2 separate regions of the Homo sapiens genome follow, and region 2 is linked to region 1. Evidence: chromatin contacts called from ENCODE Hi-C or POLR2A ChIA-PET data. All regions are on one chromosome and are shown on one strand. Each heading gives the region's core, a stretch centred on a gene start or an enhancer-like site at or near the end of the contact. The rest is flanking DNA. Distances are from core to core; before and after follow the strand shown. Region 1 overlaps ETS1 (ETS proto-oncogene 1, transcription factor). Region 2 has its middle 37 kb from the start of KCNJ1.

What was found. Hi-C counts contacts between places; a loop is a spot of excess contacts on that map. ChIA-PET counts read pairs that join two places held with the same protein, here RNA polymerase II (POLR2A). Pooled maps may share reads with other maps.
Region 2: a loop to region 1 is called in a pooled map, with 5 times the contacts of the local background. The contact joins two enhancer-like sites. A Hi-C loop is called at or near these places in 5 of 168 maps with a recorded cell type or tissue (B cell, OCI-LY7, heart left ventricle and 2 more), 30 of 37 single-sample maps with no recorded cell type and 14 of 50 pooled maps. POLR2A ChIA-PET finds 5 or more read pairs at or near these places in 2 of 52 experiments (activated B cell and activated CD4-positive, alpha-beta memory T cell).

Annotation. Positions count from the first base shown.
Region 1 is chr11:128,461,080-128,468,814 of GRCh38, forward strand. It overlaps ETS1 (ETS proto-oncogene 1, transcription factor), which reads right to left. Exons shown (of 10, transcript NM_001143820.2): 9 at 2,430-2,548; 10 at 1-1,497. The coding sequence ends at 1,282. Among named protein-coding and RNA genes, the nearest start is that of MIR6090, 57 kb to the right of the region's middle. Within about 2 kb of position 2,437, at least 10 of the 41 ENCODE cell types and tissues checked have a DNase peak (open chromatin) inside an H3K27ac peak, as active enhancers do.
Region 2 is chr11:128,827,169-128,834,295 of GRCh38, forward strand. No RefSeq gene overlaps it. Among named protein-coding and RNA genes, the nearest start is that of KCNJ1, 37 kb to the right of the region's middle. Within about 2 kb of position 4,168, at least 14 of the 41 ENCODE cell types and tissues checked have a DNase peak (open chromatin) inside an H3K27ac peak, as active enhancers do.

The sequences.
Region 1 (7,735 bases), core at 1,187-3,686:
TCTCAAGTTACTTTTTCACTCACCAATCAGAAAGCCGTACACTTCTCTCTACTGAATAACAGAGTTGGCGGTGAGGGGGTGCAAAAAATGGAGGACTCTTGGAAAATAAGACATAAAAGAAAAATTACAGAGTGTTAGTTTGGAACGACATGCATTCAGGACTTATTTCTTAGGACCTGAGGGGTAATGCCCATGCATACAGCTTTTATTCCAAGTCATCTATGCTACAGATATAGGACTAAGAAAGAACCAAGTCAATCTTCCTCCTTCGATCTCCCTTCCAGGACTTCAACAGTGCTCCTACGTTTACTGTCGTCCAAAACCAGGGATGCAAAATACATTCAGTTCAAAGACTTAATGCTTCTTAGCTCAACATTAAGTCCAAACCCCGAGAATCCACTGATAACAAGTAAGTAAAGGGATGTGCTAATTTTTTTTAATTGTAGATGACATTCACACACATAATTCCCCTGTACCCAAATCAGCATTAATTGTCCTTCTTATATAAGTCCCATGAATTTGGGATCCCTGATCTCAGTGAGAGCGTTTTGCTTTTCCAATGGGGTCTATATAAACAGTTTTCTTTCATTGTGACAGAATCCTCAGCCGGCAAATAAAAACAAACTTACATGATATTGCAATACTGAGACCACCTTAGAGCTTAAGACGATTTTTAAGAAAAAAAATACTGGCACAAAATTTAATAAAATAAATTTTAACACAACAACGGTTTTGGCCCCTCCCCACTGAAGTCCATCTTTGCTTCAAAACTAGAGTGATAGGTAAATAGTTCTCAGATTTTCAGTGCATCCCCCCCCAAAACATGTTTCATCCCACCCACCTCTTTTTTGCCCTCCCAGACCTAAAAACAGAAGCAAATTAATTGCCTTACATCAGTTTCATGAGTTCTGATGTGACAATGTCACTTGCTAATGGGTCCACAACTCAAGACACTTTTTCATGGATGATTTTTAAAAATGATTGGACACATTAGTCTCTTTCTCTGTTAAGCCAGAGCCTTCAAGCTTCTGAGAAGGCCCTTCTCCCTCTCCTGAAAATTTGCTCAAGAATTTCTGGTCCCACCCACCCCACAAGTCCTGGCTTTCCTTTCCCAACTGCGCACAATTGATTACAGCTGCAACTGACTTAGCTCCCACCCCTGAAGGTAAAAAATGAGTTCTGGAAAATAAAAAATAGAATAACAATTCAAAATTCAGAGTCCAACCAACACGGCTGTCCTTGGAAGGTCTCAGCAGGGTTTCCCCAGCCCCTTCAGTGCCATCACTCGTCGGCATCTGGCTTGACGTCCAGCATGGCGTGCAGCTCCTCAGGGGTGTACCCCAGCAGGCTCTGCAGGTCACACACAAAGCGGTACACGTAGCGTTTCCCCGCTGTCTTGTGGATGATGTTTTTGTCGTAATAGTAGCGTAGGCCACGGCTCAGTTTCTCATAATTCATCTTAGGTTTGTTTTTCCTCTTTCCCCATCTCCTGGCCACCTGAAATTTAAAAAGAAAAATAAAGGAGGAGTAGGCAAAAATCTACAAGACAGGCCAAATATATATGTTTCTATGCCTATGCTATACCCATTCATGGTGACCCATGATGCTCAAGTAAGATGATTTGAGATTCATGTAGATATAGAAAATATTTTTCGGGCCTATCTCCTGAATTCCATTTTTCATGGGTTGGGCAAGGATGGGAGTCACAATGATTCTTTAAGTTGATGAAAACACAGTGACCCTGAACTAGGATTAAATATGTGACTTTAAAAAACAAACAAAAAGCCACACTATACATTCTCCTCTTTCCGCATATTATTAGTAAAATCTCCTTGCTTTGCAAGCATGAAATCTAACAGGGAAGTGTGAAGCGGAGGAGCTGAGCTGCAATCATACCTGCCTTTCATCAACAGGAAGTGTTTTTTTTCCATACCAGGGCACAAATATTTTCTCATGTCTGCCAGAACAAAGATGTTGTCTCTCCTGTTCATTGTTTTTTATCCTCAGAATTGGGCATGGCACGGAACCACTACTCCATAAACATGTGTGTAATGAAATAAGAAACTAATGAGCCAATCTCCCAAGGCCTCTTGAACTGTCTGGCCCCTTTCACACTCACAGAGCCACCGGGCTAGGAAGAGGCTAAGTCACAGGAGGCAGCTCTATGGGTGATAACTGACCTACTGCCAGGCACGTTAATGCCTTCTATCAGCTAATCCTGTAAGACAAATGGGGTAACATAGATCTTTTCTCTATTTTCCAAATAATGAACCTGGAGCTCAGACAGGCTACCTAGCTTGCTCCGGGTGGCAAGTGGCAGAGCTGGGAATCCCAATCCTGGAACACGTCATTCAGGCCCACGCCACCCCTTCCAGGAGTTTTCTCTCATCCTTCCTCAACACAGTACTCGCAAGCCCCTCCTTCCTTACCTCATCTGGGTCAGAAAGTTTGAATTCCCAGCCATCTCCTGTCCAGCTGATAAAAGACTGACAGGATTTATCAGTGAGTAATTCCAGAAGAAACTGCCATAGCTGGATTGGTCCACTGCCTAGAAACACAAGCCATTGTGAATCATTACACCAGATATTCAGCACTCTACGCAGCTAATCCCCACACACGGCACTCCCACATCCCTCTTCTCTCAGCCCATCCAGCCAGGAGAAAATGAAGGCAACAGACAGTGCACATGTCGGAGGAAGTGTTATGAGCTCGAACAGATAGAAAAGACAAAGGCCTCCCTATAAAACAAAAGCATGGAAGAAAATGTGTCAAGTGCTTTATTTTGATTAACTTAAGGATCGGTTCATTTTTATTGCTAAACAAATTCTAGAAAGAGAACACTGTGCCTATCCTCTGGGATATTCTAAGGCAGCATAATCTTTTACACCTGCAAAAACTAAGTCATTATTTTTGCCTTCAGAAGTAAGAAACATATTAACGAAGGAATGAATGTCTTTGCCAGTTCCAAACACAAGTTATGGCTCATAAGCACTGCTCTGTAGTAGGGAGCCTGTGGCCCCTGATTTGTGAGTAAGAAGGATCACTATCCTCCGGCCCTCTTACAAGGAAATAGATGTTAAATATCTGTTCAGTCATAATATTTCTCTCCACTGCCACCACCCTGCCCTTCCAGTCCACTTACAGGAAAGCACCCAAAGGAAAAAAAAAAAAAAGCATCATTACTATTTGAGGAATTAACGTGCCACCCAGAAAATCCTCAGGGGTCAGATGAGGACTGTCAGAAATTCTGCATAGGTTCAGTATATTCTAAATTAGACACACACACACACACACACACACACACACACACACACACACTTCTCTGTCTTAGCCATCAACACTCTGACAGTCAATTTATTCTATGCTAAAAGGTTTATATCACACCGATTTCCTTTGAGGATACTTTTCTCATCTGAAATGACAATGCCACCAGTGATTCTTAATTTATAGGTGTCGGTGGAGAGACAAATAGGGGTTCAAAAGTCCATGCTTCTTGTTACACTGCCCCTTATAACATAAACAAACTGGGCAGAGCGGGACTGGGAAAGACCCAGTCCATGTCTCTGGATACAGCCCAGGAAGCACCAGCTCCTACAGGAAAGCTTTGCTCACTAAGGCTCTAATTTTTCACCGGAGTTGCAAATTTGTCTGATCCAAAGTAAACTGAGATTTAACAGGAAACAAACTTTAAGTTCCCTCTCAATCTAAAAAAGAAATTGCCTTCATAATCCATAAGGGTAATGTCTTGTTGTATCTCATATTTCTACAAGACATTTTCACATGCATCGTTGTGCTTGCTCCTAAAATCCACACCCAACCCTCTGCTGTAAGGAGAGGCACAAGTGGTCTTACGGCTTCCTTTCTAATGGTGCAGAAAAAGTGCTCAGCAAAGTACTGTGACTTTGCTCTGAGCCACGGTTAGCGAAATGGTGGTTCTGGGTCTAGTACCCAGGCCTTTAGACTCAAAGGACCAGGGCAACCTCCAATGAAGTAAAGAAACAGCTACTGACACGAGCTATCATCCCACAGCCAAAGGAAGTCCTCCTCCAGTAACAACTTCCTAATGGTGGTTTCCAAGGCTCCTCTCAGCACTTGCCACGCTAAATATGAAAACATGAAATAGCTCTACCTCCTCTTTCTGAGAATGGACCATTAGCTCTTTAAAACTATCTTGCAAGAAATACCTTACATGTATTCCACAATAAAATGGCTCAGTGAATGCCTATAAAATAAAGTAACATTCGAACAACAGCCCAGAGGGCCGCACTGGTAAAGCCGTAGCTTCCTCTGTTTCTACTTTCATTCAATAAAAACCGTTTCGTATTCAACTCAGGGACATTTGCAGGTTTCTTGGGAGTTGCCTAAAGTCATGAGCTACTTGTTTTCTGCCTGGGCTCACAAAACTAACCGTGACATTCTCAGAGGAATCCACTGAGAAGCCATCCTAACAGGCACAAAGAAGTAAAACAGCAAATCGCTCTCAAGAAATGCAGCTGCCAGAGCCCTGGTCACAGAATAGGTTTCTTGGAGAAACTCACGATAACTATAGAGACTGAAGAGAGACATGAAGAAAACCATTCTATCCCAAAGCTATGTAAAAGAAGCCTCGGAGGAGAGGGGGTTGCCTTAGACCCTGACAGAGAAAAACTAATGAGTGCTATGCTTGACGGTGCACCTACTACGCCGCAGACACTGTGAGTGACGCTCTACACTCGTTTCCTTCATTCCTCCCAATAATTCTGTGGGGTGGATGCAACTGTTGTGCTATTTGTTTCTACCACTTCACAGCAGAGAAAACTGACACACTGCAAGGCCATTTAGATCAGCAGTGGAGTAGCCGGGACTGGAACCCATGCAGCCCATCCCCAGGTTCTTCATCTCAATGCTACGTTGCCCCTGGACAGGACCAGGCCAAAGGCCTGGCATCTAAACTGCCTGACTGAGTGCAATGTTCCAAGGGATAAGGGGACCTGACTTGAAAAACTCTCTCCCCTACTTCTCACAGCAGTTGCAGGACACGGGATAGCCAGTGGTTCTCCCAGTCATCCGACCACCAGTGGCCGTGCCAGGCCCCGCCATGGCATCCACCTCCACAGGAGATATTTCCAGCATCCTCTTGTGGTAGCCATTATGTTACATTACTTCATTGTTTCTCCTTCCCAATGTTCACCTTTGAACCTCTCTCCCACTATCTGAAAATCTCTTTGGGGCACGGGGTCTCATGACACCAAGCCGAGGAAAGGGATGGGAAGATCGAGATCCTTCCCCCGGATGAGTCTTTGGCAGGGAGCTGTCAGCACATCTGCTGGTGCTGGAGAACAGGGCCCAGGAGCACACTGCAGTCTCCTGCCCTTGGGACTTGGCAGCCACAATGCAGAGAAGGGACCTTCAATTCCCGTGGTTTGCACCAGCTCCCAGAGGACGAACCCTCTGACGGAATGGTTAGTTTTCCTTTTCTACCAGTGCATTTTCCAAACTGAAATGTCAAGCAGTCATAGGCTGTAGATGCCCTGCCCTGCCCTTTCTCTGTGATGTCAGCATACGGGACCCGGTGAGTCTGGGACAGGGTGAGTACTCGTCAGAGGACTTTTGTCCTCATTGTGACTTTTCCTTTGTTCAAAAGGAATGAAAGAAAAAAAAATTAAATTCAGGCCCTAGAAGCCCAAGTCCTAGGTGCAGAGCTCTCTAACTCTTTTTTTTTTCTGTTTACACCCAAGGAAAGAGGGAGGATAGATAGGAAAAGCAGATACCTAAAGAAATAATGGGAATATGAATGGGAAGAAATCTCTCCCGTTGGCTTCATAATAGGACAGTCAACATAACAGAGATGTCAGTTCCTGGCTCCCTCCCCCGATTCCTGTAGAGAAACCCCACAGGCGCACTCCAGCCTAACTGGTGCACACAGGGCTCACCCTTCAGAAAGCCCACATTTTTGTACCAAGTGAGAGGAGTTCATGATGGCCGCTGAAGCGTCCCCTCTAGCACCTTTTTGCTGACTCCTAAACTGCCTTTTTGTTGTGGGGAGCAAGAGAACTAGGAAAGACATGGAAATGTTCTTCCAGCCAGAAACACTGGGCCAGGGTGGGCGCAGTTCCTGGCTGGGCCCGTGGATGGTCTAATACAGGAGCCTGTCTCCACAGCAATGCATCACCCTCACTTCAGGTCTGGGAGGGGACTTCAGGGCCACTTGGAAACCCAAAGCTTAGAGGCAGCTCTGGGGTTGGAAGGCACACTGGCTACACAGATCCACCAGCGACACCCACATCCAGGCCCATCAGAAGTTCTCACACCCAAGATTGGTGCAGACAATGAATGAGTCCAGCACTCCCAGTTACGACTCTTCTAGAGGGTGTTTCTGTGTGCTTAGCGGAGGTCTGCCCAAATCCACAGGGCTCCAGGACCCCATCCCTTGCCCTTGCTCCAACATATCCTAAACTTGTAAAGCCTCTTCCTCCATTCCCCCTGCAACTCCCCCTTATCCCTGTGCCCAGCCTCTTCCACCTACCCAAATGGACTGTGGTCTCAGTGACCTTTGTCCCCTAGAGCAGAAAACGGTACTAATAATAGCGCCAGTCATGGGAAGGGGAGCTCACATGTTCAATGTGACTCATAATGGTGTCCCTGTCTGGGATCTCCAAGGCAGTCAACAGCACCCTTCACGATGCTGCCCGGGAGTGTCACACATCAGGAATCCAGTGGCATCACTGGGAAAGTATGCTTCTCAAGTCGAAGCTCTGAGCCACAACAACAGAGGGGTCCCTGTTAGAAGGAGGTCTCTTTCCAGAGCCATGCGGGCGGGAGAGCACCACACACACACTCCACACACCCATCTCCCATGGCACGGAGCCTCCACACCCCCTGCTGTCTGCTCCCTCTCCACCCTCCCTCTCAGGCGGCTGCAGGGGAATTTCCTTCTACTGCTTTGTTCTTCTCAGCCTCTGGAGAAGAGGACAGTTCTTACTACACACTGACAGGTCTGATTTGAAGAACGTGCTACAAGCTCTGAAGAAGAAATACCAGGTAGGAACTTGGAGAGCTCCCAAGCCTACAAAGCAAATCACACCAAGGATGTTCACCCCCTAAGGGGACCCCCAAGGCTCCTCAAATCTAAGGCAACAATCTCACTTTTTAAAAAAAGTAAAGCTTCAAGTAAATTACTGCTCATTTGGGTCATATTTCCTTGTCTGGGAGCTGCAAGGCCCACTATCTGTCTCAATGAGGAGCTGGTTATTAAAAATCCCCTGCTATTCTGGTCCCTTGCCCTGAGGCTGAGAACTGAGCAGCATAAATACATATATAGCAATGGGCTAGGACAAGGTGTTAGTAACATGCTCTTGATGGAAATCCCTTCCATTTCCCGATTTGTCAGTATCATTCTTCTCATTTTCCAGATCTGGGAGTTGCCTGCCTGTGACAAGGACATCCTCACAGCAAGTGAACAGGGTCAGGTTGAACTTCACTTTTTCCTTCTACTCCTTCCTCATTTCCATTTCAACCACAAGTTCTCACTCTTGTCACCTGTGCTCTGCTGAGAGGAGAACACAGGAGTTTTCTTCCAAACAGAAGGAGGTCAACGCTGGGCAGGCACCTTCCCAGGCAGTCTCCTCATATTTCCATAGTACATGGCTTACACCAAGACCACCCCATTGGTTTGGTCTCTGTCCATTTCTCCCATCACTAGAATATATGCTGTAAGGACAAGGACTTTGTTTTTTCACTGCTTCAACCCAAAGCC
Region 2 (7,127 bases), core at 2,918-5,417, 370 kb after region 1:
GATTCCCAAGACATAAGCTTTCCGCCACCACTGGTGTCAGGGTGCCAGCATGACACTGAATCCAGAGCTAGGAAAAGATGCACCCATCAGCTCTTTACAGGAATGGTCCCACCCCCTAGGGGCCACAAAACTGAAGTGACAGCTCCTTGGGGACAGAGCCAGGAGAGGATTCTGGATCCAGGGGCCTTCCCCACCACACTGCACTGCTTCCTAGTTAGTCACTGCCCTCTTGCTTAGCAGAAATCATGACCAAGTAGCTCAGGGATGGCCCTGGTCAAAGGCAGGGCCAGAATGAAATCAGGAAGCTGAACAAGAAACAAAAGCACAGTCGGTCTTTCCTTCCTCTTCACTTTGCAACAGAGGCCTCAAGAGTGTGGGTGACCAGGTAGAAGGAGAGAGCCTTACTGCCCACGCTTGTGTTCTCCGAGGGGAAAGTGGAAAAGGCAAGAGAATGATTCTGGGAAGTGGACATAGAGTATTGGCAAAACTCAGAGGCCACAGAGACAGCATTCTTGCCAGCTGGCCTGAGCCGATTCCACCCAGGGCCTTGGAGGTGCGGTGGCAGTGCTGTAATGGGCGTGGAGAAATGGGTGTGGAAAGCAGGGTCAACTTGAGAGAAATGGGGCAAAGAGAAGACTGTGCTTTACTTTTTTGTGTTTCATTCAGAGCCTACCATAAGAAAACCCCAGAAATTGAGTTCACATGAAAACTAGTTAAAAAACAAAAGCTAAGATCCTGCGGAGCTTGGAGGTTCGGAGGTGGCTGCTATTTGGAAACTCCCCTTGCATGGAGTCAGGTGGCTCATTGTTCAGGCTGCCGTCTGTTCTTCCTCACCTGCAGCTCCAGTTCGTGGAGTTGTAGGATGATAGGATTCATTTTAGAGATGAGAGAACCAGAGACCCAGAAAGGTAACATCTTCTTCCCAGATTGCACTGCTATTTACTGGAATTCAAATTTACCAGATCTAATCCAGGCCCAGAATTCCATCTAGCTCCACTACAATGTCCTCACAATTACCTTTTGTCAAAAATTATGATAAAAGAAATGTATTGTCATGATAGAAAATCTGTAAAATTCAGAATATTAGAAATATTAGAAGTATTAGAAACCCCGGGTCTAGTGGAAGTGATTCACAGCATGATCCGGTCAGCTTCGGGTGGGAGCATAGTGGTCATACTGGTCATCTGAGTTGTGGGTTTCTCATTTGTCCTAGCAGAGGATATCTGTTGGGCCTAGCAGTGGATACAGTCACCTGAGAGCACGTGTTATGAAAACAGAATCCCCGGGCCCCTCTGCCGACCTCTGGAGTCAGGATTTTCTGGTGCCCTGGGGGTTTTCAAAGACCTGGACATCAGTCTCTGTTATTTGATGACTAGTATGCTCCCACCCAAAGCTGATCAGATCATGCTGTGAGTCACTTCCACTAGACCCGGGGTTCTCAGGGGTCAGCATTCTCAGAGTCACCAGGAGAGCTTAGGAAAATTCCTGTGACAATCCCAATGCCCAGATTGTCCCCCTACAGCCAATAAGGCAGACTCAAAGGTTGAGGAATGGCAAGCAGCAGTAGTTTCTGAGGCTCTCGGATGATGCCAATGTGTGTCCGAGATTGAAGGCCACTGGCCTAGAATATTCTCCACCCAAGTCTGCATGACTAGGTCCTTCTTCCTATGGCTTGGCCCTCGGTGGCTCCTCCTCAGGGAGGCCTCCCCTCACCACTTGGTCTGAGGAAACACCCTCCCTGTGAGTTGTTCTCCACGTCATCACCCTTGTGTATTTTCTTGTATCGCTATTTGAATTTTATTTTATCTTTTTTTTTTTTGACATAGAGTCTGGCTCTGTCACCCAGGCTGGAGTGCAGTGGTGTGATCACAGCTCACTGCAGCTTCCACCTCCTAGACTCAGGTGATTCTCCCACCCCAGCCTCTTGAGTAGCTGGTACTGCAAGTGTGCACCACCATGCCTGGCTAATTTTTGTACTCTTTGTAGAGACGGGGTTTCACCATGTTGCCCAGGCTGGTCTCAAACTTTTGGGGTCCAAATGATCCGCCCACCTCAGTCTCTCAAGGTAGGACTACAGGTGTGTGCTACCATGCCAGACTATTTTTTCCATTTTTTTTTTTTTGTAGAGATGGAGTCTCGCTATGTTGCCAGGCTGGTCTCAAACTCCTGGGCTCAAGTGATCCTCCTACCTGGGCCTCCCAAAGTGCTTGGATTATAGGCATGAGCCAGCGCGCCCAGCCTGTTTGAAATTATTTTAAATGTATGCATGCATTGCTTATTTTCTGTCTCCCTCCTCTAGGAAGTCAGTCCATGAAGGTGGGCCCTGGACTGTCTTTGTTGTTCTATCCCAGGGGCCTCAGCAGGCCCCAGTGCCACAGGCTCTCAAAACACATTTGATGAGTGAATGATAGAGTGAGTGAATAAGTGAAAGAATGCATTTATGTTTACTTCTGAGTCTTTTTGGGTACACGTATATGCACATATATATGCAACAAAATTCTACATTTTAAAAAACATTTCACACTTAAAACCTTTTTTAGCTAAAAAAATGTTTATAATTTCTGGTACACACTTCTTTCATTTGATGTTTTGAGGACATTGTCTAAAATCATTCCTTATTTTTAAGATGTGGTGTATGGAGTGTTGTGCTCTCACATCCTGAACCTTGGACACATTTCCTCTTCCTGGACTCCCCTCCACCCATCATTTGACTAACTCTTCCTTTTGCTTCACATTTCACTTCCATGTCTTTTTCTCAGAGAAGCTCTCTCTCCTCGGTGCCTCACACTAGGTAAGGATGCCTTGTGCCAATTCTCCCCTCTGACATTGGTGTGCCCTGTCAGCTGCCCCAAGAATATGAGCTCCATGGAGCTCCTAGTGTATTTTATTTTCTAAATGTGTCTGTAGGACATTGTTCAGTGCCCAAATATTTGTTTAAAATAGCAGGCTGGGCGCGGTGGCTCACGCCTGTAATCCCAGCACTTTGGGAGACCGAGGCGGATGGATCACGAGGTCAGGAGTTTGAGACCAGCCTGACCAACATGGTGAAACACCATCTCTACTAAAAATGCAAAAAATTAGCCAAGAGTGTTGGCGCATGCCTGTAATCCCAGCTACTCAGGAGGCTGAGGCAGGAGAATCACTTGAACCCGGGAGGTGGAGGTTGCAGTGAGCTGAGATCGCGTCACTGCTCTCCAGCCTGGGCGACAGGAGGGAGATTCCATCTCAAAAAAAAAAAAAATAGCGTAGCATTTCACACTGCATTAACTGATTTCCCTGTCATAGTACACTTAGGCTTTTCACCCCTACACATAATCCTGCAACAAACATGCGTTTATGTGAATTCATCTATTAGGTGTCTGTGGTAAAAATAATCCCTTAACAAGGAATATGACTTTGTGGTTAATTCTGTGTCATGTGTTCTACTAATTGATCTTCTCAACAGCCACATGGGGTTGGTTTCATTATCATCAGCTTACGAATGAGAAACCCACAACTCAGAGAGGGTAAGCGAGTTACCAAATTCATATGAAAGCAACTGAAAAAGAATTTGGACTCAGGCCTCCGGGAGACAGGAGCTGGCCTGTTCCTGGGAAAGCCCATGAATTTTGACCCAGACTAACCTGTGCTTTCAAAAGTGCCTGTTCTGCTATCTACAGTTGTTACTGGGATTAAATGAGTAGATACTTATAAAGCACTTAAAATAATGTCTGCTCATAATAAACCCTGTATAAATGTTGAATATATAGATACATAGCAGCTCTGCCCTGACTAGCCGTGTATGGACCATGAGCATGCATCTTAACCTCTCTGGGCCTCAGACTTCTCATCTGTAAAATGGGAGTCATGGTATTATGTCAGCTTTATTGTCAGGAAAATGTAAAGCACATGGAATCTCATAGACTCTAACACATGGTAACAACTTCCTCTTCGAGCCAGTCTAATCTCTCTAGAATGATAAACTTCTATATTTAAATCACAATTTAAATTTTTTTATGTCTTTCACGGTCATTTTATCACCCCAGCAATGACTAGAAGGCCCAATATTTTATATATCTCTGTTAAATATTCTAAGCATTATTAAGAGCTTTCTGGGTATAGCCAAGCCCTCTTAACCGTCAGAGGCAGACTACTTTTCAACCAGGTCAGTTTCACTTTTGCGATCTGGAAGTATATGGCGCCACCTGCTGGCCAAAGCACACCTCGCCAACAAAGTGCAGGTTAGTTCAGGATTGCCCATTCTAGTAGGATCCCCCCTCGACCCCTACCCTCCCCTGTCTTCACTTCCACCCAGGGGGAAATCTGAAGCACAGGATGGGTCAGCAATCGACTCTTTCTGAAGCTGGGTAAGACACATTATTCCTCTTGAACAGGCCCCCCTGCAGAAACTTAGGGACCCTAAGTTTCTCCACTTATGAAATAACAGGGTAGGGTCAGGCTTTGCCTAGGTCCCTCTCACCGCTAAGCTTCTAGGATTCTGTGAGTTCACCTCGGAGGCAGGCACAGGGAGGAAGGTGAGCTACTGTGTCTCAGGTTAAAATCAAGCCTGGAAATGGAAAGCAAGGCCAGGAATGTAGGCTGGGAAACGATGAGGCCCAGGACAGAGGAAACGAGGGCACAGCATGGGACCCCCGCTCATCAGCCAGACCCACCCTGCCTTGGCCTTGCCCATCATCGGCAGAATAATCATCATCACTCAAACTACCGCTTATTGGGAGCCTATATCAGACACAGTGCTAGGTTCTTTACATAGTGTTTTGTTAAATATTATTTCATACTATATCTGTACACTATCCCTTTAAGGTAGGTATTATTGTTGTTCACAACTGGAAAAAAGACTCAGAAAGGCTAAGAATTTGTTCAAGCTAAACACAGCCAATAAGTGGGAAATCTGGGATTTGACCCAAATCTGTCTGTCTTCAAAGCCCCTGAACCTTGCACCTTATTTCTTGCCTTCATCCCTCCTCCTTCCTTGCCTACTTTTTTCTTTTATGCTTCATCAGGCTGTGTTTTTCCGAGGCTATCACAGGTTCAGGTTGCATCTGGCCATTGATGTGGGGAACTGAGATAACCATAGGGATAATTGTGGTCTCTACTTGCCATTTTTAGTTCAACTAAAAACAACTTTGCTGGTGGCCTCAACAGCCCACTCATTAGTGATTGCTTACTTTCACTTTGTTGGTGTAGATGAAGGTGCCTCCGTGTCTTCCCTTCCAGTGAGGGCTTCCCAGCTTCCTCAGATGCTAAGTGCAACTGTAGATACACGTGGCCTCTGTGTTCCCAAAAGAAGCAGTGCAAGGGTGCAGGGCTTTATCCATTCCCAGACTCACCTGCCTTTCTGATCCTGGCTACCACCTTCCAGGTGCATTTTCCTTCAGGAACAGTGACTGCCAGGCACAAAGTTTGTGGGTGGCTCCAGGAAAGGGGAGAGGCACAGGAAAGAACGCTGGGCTAACTAGCAGGCAGGCACCCTGGCTTCTGACCCCTGCTTCCCCACTTCACAGCTACATGACCTGGGCAAGTCATAGGGTCTCTGAGACTCAGTTTCCCATCCTGAAAAATGGAAATGACGACACTTTCTCTGCCTCCCTCAAAAGTTAGTTTCTGCCTCTAATTCTCTAATCTGTCCCTCATGCCAACACAAGAGATATAGTCCCAAAATACTTGTTTAATCATCCCATGCCCCCTCAAAGACTCTGGTGGTTTGACTGATCAAGCCAGGACTCAAACTCAAGTCGGCTTGGCACCAAACTTCTGCCTCTTTGGACCATTCCTTCCACGTGGCCATGCTGTGGCCATGTAAAACTGCACGGCACTTCCCAGAGCCCCCAGACACATTCACGCTCCTGTGGCTCCGTCCGTCTGGAACATGTGCCCACCTGGTCACACCTCTCTACCCTTCGCCTTTCCCTCTGTCAAGTCGTAACCACACTTCGAACCTAGATCAACTGCCTTCTCCTCCTAGAAGCCTTCCCCTGCCTCCTTCAAGCACTTTTTTCATACTTAGTTTGTAGCCTTTATTCATTTCATTAATTAACTTCATTTCCATTTTAATATACTTGCGCACAAAATTTTCCACACAATGGTGAGCTCCATGACCCTAACCCCAAAGGGTCAGAGGATTCTAATCAAAAAGGGGTTATCCAGAATGCTCTGGGAATTGAATCCCCCCTCTCCAGCCAAGCCCCCACCCCATGTACTGGAGTGGGATGTCTCTCTTGAGGATACTTCTGATTTTCTACCCAGCCAAAATTCCAGGGAGGTTTGATCCTCAAAGAGCTGTTGGTCCTGGGCAGACTCTCTCCCACTGGGAGCCCGGTTGAGAGCCCAGCTTATTCCCCAGCAGGGTAGGCAGAATCAGCCCTAGAGTCACCCTGCAAAGAGAGGGAAGCTTTCAGGAAGGCAAAACAGAAAAGGCCACCATCTCTCAGGCTCAAAACTGCACAGCAGGGGCCTCTGGAGCAAGATCCCAGCAACTACTGCAAGAGCACCCACGAAGGTGAGGGAGGGTGTCGCATAGATGTTGGTATTATCAGCACTTATCCCTACACAGTGATCTGCAGAACATTCTATTAGGTGAAGAAAACCCTGCAGAATGGTGTTTCTAGAGTGTTACCTTTTGTGTAAGAATGGAGCAGCATGTAAATACTAACATGTCACATATGCATTGCTTACATCTTTCACAAAGAAACCGCCACAGGATACAACATAATAAAGATGCTTACCCTTTATAGAACGGGAAGAAATAGAGTGGAGGGCACAGGAATGGAAGCATGTTTTCTAAACCCTGTTCTGTGGTTTTGAAATTATATAAATTCCTTGCATAATTCATAAAAGAAATGGCGAAATCAAAAAAGGAAAACAATAAACAGACTTTAACGATTGCAAATAAATGGAAACAAATGAACCTATGTCCAGTTGGTACCTAATCACACGGAGAAAAGAACTACTTCAAGTGACTTTATCACTGTGTTGATTGTACATTGTTATATAAAGAATATCTATAGGATGGATGATTTAAAAATGTTTAATCCCAAATACTTTTAAGACTGTAATCAATAGTCTTATTGTTAGCAGTGGAGTCAATATTGTTTTTGCTGAAACTATTATAAGCACATGGCATAAGA